2 separate regions of the Homo sapiens genome follow, and region 2 is linked to region 1. A link is a contact called in ENCODE Hi-C or POLR2A ChIA-PET data. All regions are on one chromosome and are shown on one strand. The core of a region is the stretch at or near the end of the contact, and the rest is flanking DNA. Distances in the headings are between cores, read along the strand shown. Region 1 overlaps CYTH1 (cytohesin 1). Region 2 overlaps USP36 (ubiquitin specific peptidase 36).

The links. Hi-C counts contacts between places; a loop is a spot of excess contacts on that map. ChIA-PET counts read pairs that join two places held with the same protein, here RNA polymerase II (POLR2A). Pooled maps may share reads with other maps.
Region 2: a pooled map shows a loop between it and region 1 (2.8-fold over the local background). The contact joins two enhancer-like sites. A Hi-C loop is called at or near these places in 1 of 168 maps with a recorded cell type or tissue (endothelial cell of hepatic sinusoid) and 5 of 50 pooled maps. POLR2A ChIA-PET finds 5 or more read pairs at or near these places in 10 of 52 experiments (CD4-positive, alpha-beta T cell, CD4-positive, alpha-beta memory T cell, HEK293 and 6 more).

What each region holds. Positions count from the first base shown.
Region 1 is chr17:78,704,929-78,707,628 of GRCh38, forward strand. All of the region lies in intron 3 of CYTH1 (cytohesin 1), which reads right to left. Among named protein-coding and RNA genes, the nearest start is that of SCAT1, 74 kb to the left of the region's middle. Within about 2 kb of position 1,448, at least 9 of the 41 ENCODE cell types and tissues checked have a DNase peak (open chromatin) inside an H3K27ac peak, as active enhancers do.
Region 2 is chr17:78,818,066-78,820,765 of GRCh38, forward strand. USP36 (ubiquitin specific peptidase 36) reads right to left here. Exons shown (of 21, transcript NM_001385174.1): 9 at 1,865-1,947; 10 at 602-713. Among named protein-coding and RNA genes, the nearest start is that of USP36, 21 kb to the right of the region's middle. Within about 2 kb of position 1,431, at least 6 of the 41 ENCODE cell types and tissues checked have a DNase peak (open chromatin) inside an H3K27ac peak, as active enhancers do.

The sequences.
Region 1 (2,700 bases), core at 198-2,697:
TCATGGGGGAAACACCATTTAATTTCAGCCAGAATGAAGGGTTATGACCAGGTATCTAGAAATTCCTATTTAACTAAAATGATTGTCTAATCATTTTTTTCTAAATCCAGGAAGATTACTTTGATCAGTATTTCCAAACAAATACCACAAGGAAGGCCTGTTTCATGGTTTCCAGTGTAAGTGGTGAGGCAGCGTCAGAGGTGCCCACAGAAGCAAGGGGTGAAACTCCTGGGAATGCTCAGCTTCCTGGGCCTCAGTCCAGTCCTCACCAAAGGCTTTCCTGCAGCCACCAGAACGCACACTCCCAGATATCCGCCAGTCACAGTCTGTGCCACATGACTGCCTGGGACACACACCAGAGATGGCTCCCTAATTTCATTAGCTAGCCAGCTCACTTCTCTATCTGCCCCACTTGGAGCCCCTATAGCTCTAGGCCTTAGGCAGCTACTTCTCTAAGTGGCTTTCCCCAGCCTACACAGGTCTGACACCCCAGTTAAGGTGTCCAAAGGAAAACAGCTTACTGCTACTGGATCGCCTTAGTTAACTGACGCGTATACATTTCAGAAAGTGAAATCCTGTACTACATGAGTATATTATTTCTGCTTGATTAAATAGTATTTAGGATCATTCCTACAAAATGCATCAGATCGTCGATGAGAAACATGAATTCTCTCCTATAAGAAAGTCCGAGCAAATGTAATGCCTGCTTGAGAAACAAATGCAGGGTGAGCCTGAGTACCCGTATGGATGGATCCTCAGGGATGTGCAGAATCACTTCCGTCTTGGCGCTTTCGATACCGGAAAACCATTTTAAGTTCCAGATTAAAAAATAATAATAACCTAAAGACTACTTCCTGACTCACAACTTCAGATGCAGTTCATGAGTTACAAGTCTTCCCAAATTCACTGGCTGAGTACTTTGGATGCACTCACGTTCCTGGTGTCTGCGTTTCCTTGCTGTTCTATGGTAACTGACAGAGAATTAATCAAGAGAAAAACAAAGGGCACACTGAATTCTGAATATGTGTGTGCAGACACCGGAATATACAGAAAGGAAACGTACCAAAATATGAATCCTGATTATCTCTGGGATAAGTGTTTATGAGAAATTTGTTTTTTATACTTTTCTGTATTTTACCAATTTTCTGCAGTAAAGGTGTATTACCTTTATAGTCAGAAAAAAGCCATTTTTTTTTACATTTTTAAGATCGAGGTAAAATTTACATTTAACAAAATGCACACACCTTAAGTGCACAGTTCAATTTGTTTTGATGAGTGCATATACCCTTGAAGCACCACTCAGATTAATACAGAATATTCCTGCCATCCCTGTAAGTTCCCTATGGCCCTTCCTAGTCAACCCCACCCCACCCCGCCCCAGCAACCACCTCGGAGGCAGCACTGTCATGATTTCGGCTAGCACACTAGCACAGCTTAGTTTGCATGTTCTAGATGCTCACGCATGGAAGCACACGGTGCCCACAGTTTCTTTCACTCATCACAATGTTCGTGAGATTCATCCGTGCTGCTGCACGCTAGCAGTTCATTCCTTCACACTGCTGAGTAATAGTCTATTACCTCGACCTGTTTATCCAGTCACCTGCTGGCAGCCATTCAGGGTATTTCCAGCTTTTGGTTATTTTATATAAGAATGCTATAGATATTCTTGTACAAGTCTTTGTATGGACATGTTTTCATTTCTCTTAAGTAACTAGGAGTTGAATTGCTGATGAAACTGCCAAACTTCTTTCCCAAATGGTTATATTATTTTATTCTCACTAGCACTTGCCAACATGAGGTACCATCAGTCTTTTTAATTCTAGCCATCATAGGGGATGTGAAGTACCGTTTCATGGTGGTTTTAAATTACATCCCCTACAACTAATGATGTTAAGCATTTTTCATGTGTCTACTACACATATGGCTTCTTTTGTAAAGTGTCCAAGTTTTTTGCCCATTTTCTTATTTGGGCTGCCTTTCTATCATATATTCTAGATACAAGTCCTTTTTCAGATATATTTGTTACAAATATTTACTTCTAATCTGTTGCCTGTTCATTTCTTTTAATAGTTTTTAATAGTTTTATCTTTTACAAAAGCGGAAGTTTTAAATTTTTATGAAGTCCAACGTATCCGTTTCATTTAAGCTACGAGTGTTTAAAATGGAAAGAGGGGAAACTAATCCAAAATACCAAATGGACAATACAGAGACTGGCCGTGGTGAGCTGGCTGCCTTCTGTGGAGGACTCAGCCTCACTATACCCTGAAGGCACTGCCCACAGGAGTCTAAAACAACAAATCAAACAGTCCTACGAAGCCAGACAGGAAGACTTAGGCTTAGAAAAATACAGACATGTAGTGAATTGGAAACAGCTCATTTATTGCATTAAGCAGTCAGAAAACGGTCTGGGAACCCCATTCAAAACTAAACTCTCAAAGTCACTAACATTTCATGAAAATAAAAGGAAAAAAAAAAGCAGAGTCCTTGTCCTTTTATACTATCATCGCATTTCTACATTTTCTTCCCTTAAGCATTAGGAAGGTGCAAATAAGCTCACGATTATCCTCAGACATGACTGGACACTCCAGCCCTTTGAAATCGTATCAGCAGCATTCATTAAGCTTTTCCTTTACACAAAGGAAAAACAGAAACTTTAAAATGCACACCGACAGTGGACAACAGAGGGGAGTAATTCACATA
Region 2 (2,700 bases), core at 181-2,680, 110 kb after region 1:
CAGAGTGAGACCCTGTCTTAAAACAAAATGAAATTTAAACAATAAAATACCATCGTGTCAAAAGTAGTTTTTCTAAACTCCATATTTCATAAAAAGCCAGAGCATGCAACGGCACCTGTTCTAGACATCAAAAGGACATGGACAATGCAAGTCCCACCGCCCAGTGCTCATCACACTCATCTGGAGAACCCTGAAAGTCCCTGCCAGGACCAGCCCAAGCACAACCAGAAGCTGCGGTAAATCCATTAAGACAGTGGCCCTGGAACTTGACTGTGTATAACAAGCATTCAGGGATTTTGCAAAAATGCAGATTCCTGGGCCCTGTCCTCCAGAGATTCAAATTCACTGGCACTGGGATAAACCCAGAAACGTCTATTTTTAAAAGGCGTCCCAGGTTGCTTCCCCTCTCTGTGACTGTCTTCCCGTCCTGGACAAGGGCGAAACTACAGTCCCTACTTCACAATATGTGTAGAACCTTTAGAACAGGGACAGGTACTGTGTAAACAGCAGCTATCAAACTCGTGGCTATCACTTTCTTCGTGTTATTCTGATGCCGACTGTGGCCCACGGAGCTGCCTGGGATGGTGTCACGAGCGCTCACCTTGGTGATCTTCCCCCCGCTGAAGTTGGCAAAGCGCTTGAGGGAAAGGGTTAAGACGTTGGATGTTCTGTGGATGGTGAAGCGCTTGCTGGCTGGAACCTTCTTCTTGCATCTATGAAGAAGGTGATGAGAAAGATTAATGAATGATTGATTCGTGCTCTGAAAAATGTTGTCTTAACGCTAAGTTAATAACAGCAACAACTGCTCTGTAATAGTGGAATCTTCATCAATGAGATTTCGACCTTCTGCTCCTCTCAAAATCACATTAAGCATGCCTCAAGTAAAGGAAAGCTACCACAGGGAAATAAGACTACAGAAAGTGGGAAGATTCTAAAGCAAAAAAATAAAAGTACTGTACCCACCAGGAAACTAAATAAAATACAGGAAAAAGTTGCTTTGGGCCAACACAGGAAAGAGCAAATTAAAGCAGATGTGGCTGAGTGATAAAACGGGCAGGCAGGAAGTCAACGTAAGCAAAGCTAGAAGATGCGCAAACACAGGGAGAGAAAACAGAAGCAGAGGCGCGCAGCTTGGAGAGCTGCAGGAAACAGACCTAAAGAAGAGTAAAGCAGAATTAAGAATATATTCTTTAGTGCCTACAGCTTTACAAGGACCTAGATATAAAGATATTCAGCCGGCTGTAGTAGTGTGATCCCAGCACTTTGGGAGGCAAGGCAGGAAGATCACCTGAGTTCAGGAGTTCGAGACCAGCCTGGCCAACAAGGTGAAACCCTGTCACTACTAAAAATGCAACAAATGACAAAGTAAGAGTTCTATCTGCAGAAACGGAAAAATGTCCAAAACCAGTTAAGTAAAAAATGAAAGCCAAAGAAAACACTCCTTAAGAGGCAAGAGAGCAGCTGGTTGGGCACAGTCCCTGGGGCGGCCGCCCGGTGCCAGCCAGTGTGAACTGATGTGAGCTCGTGCTCTGCCACGTCCTCTTGGTGTGGCCCCATGGCTGGTCACTTCACTTCTCTGTGCCTCAGTTTCACCATCCCTAGCAATGGGAAACCACAGCCCCTACTGCACAATATATGCGGCATCTTTAGAACAGGTATGGTGTAAACTGTAGCTATAAAAATCATAGCTATTGCTTCATTCGTGTTATTTAGAAGTTTGAGTTTTTAGGACACACATAGGTTCCTCAAGAAATGCGAGCAGCGGTCACCGCTAAGGAAGAGTGGGTGGGCACAACACTGTCAGGTGAGGGGACTTATTTCCCGTCTGGTATCAGTCTTCTGCCACAAGCAACGTGAAACTTACTTAGCACACATGTAGGCATTCTCTCCACTCAGGACATCTGCTTTCACAAAAAGTTCCAGAGCACGCACAATATTCGCAGCTTGCTGAGGAGGACAAAAACAGGGAGTAAAATACACAGCAGAGGAAAAAGGCTGATTCAAGAAATGCCAAATTTAAGGTCTTTTTTAGGCTGAGGCAGCAAATCACAGAACTTAGACTCGCATAAAAATTTGCCCACTAGCTGCCAGATTGGGACTCCTTCTCCAGAGACAAGAAATGAAAGCAGCCAGGAACAGCGGCTCACGCCTATAATCCCAGCACCTTGGGAGGCCGGGGCAGGAGGATCATTGAGGCCAGGAGTTTGAGACAAGCCTGGGCAACATAGCAAGACCCCTGTCTCTGCAAAGAAATTTAAAAAATTAGCCAGGCGTGGTGGTGCATGCCTGTAGTACCAGCTGTGTGGGAGGATCACTTAAGCCTAGAGGTCAACACTACAGTGAGCTATGATTGCGCCACTGCACTCCTGCCTGGGCCACAGAGCAAGACCCTGTCCCTCAAGCCCCTATAAAAAAAAAGCAAAGCAAAGAAATGACAGCTGCAGGTCTGCCATGAATCAGTCACTTTTATCAGGATGATCTTGTAGCTGGACCTGCTCTGGAGCTTGGGTTGGCCCAGCAAAGGCAGACCACCCTCCCGCACCCTGTAGCTGCAGCAGGATGTGCGACAAAGCCAAGGCTGCTCTCCCAGGTGAGGCCCACAGAGCCACCAAGCTCCAAAGGCTGCACGCCGCCCAGAGCACACAACAGACTCTCCTCAAGCCCTGGGGACAGCGTTGTTCCTGTTCATGCTTCAGGACA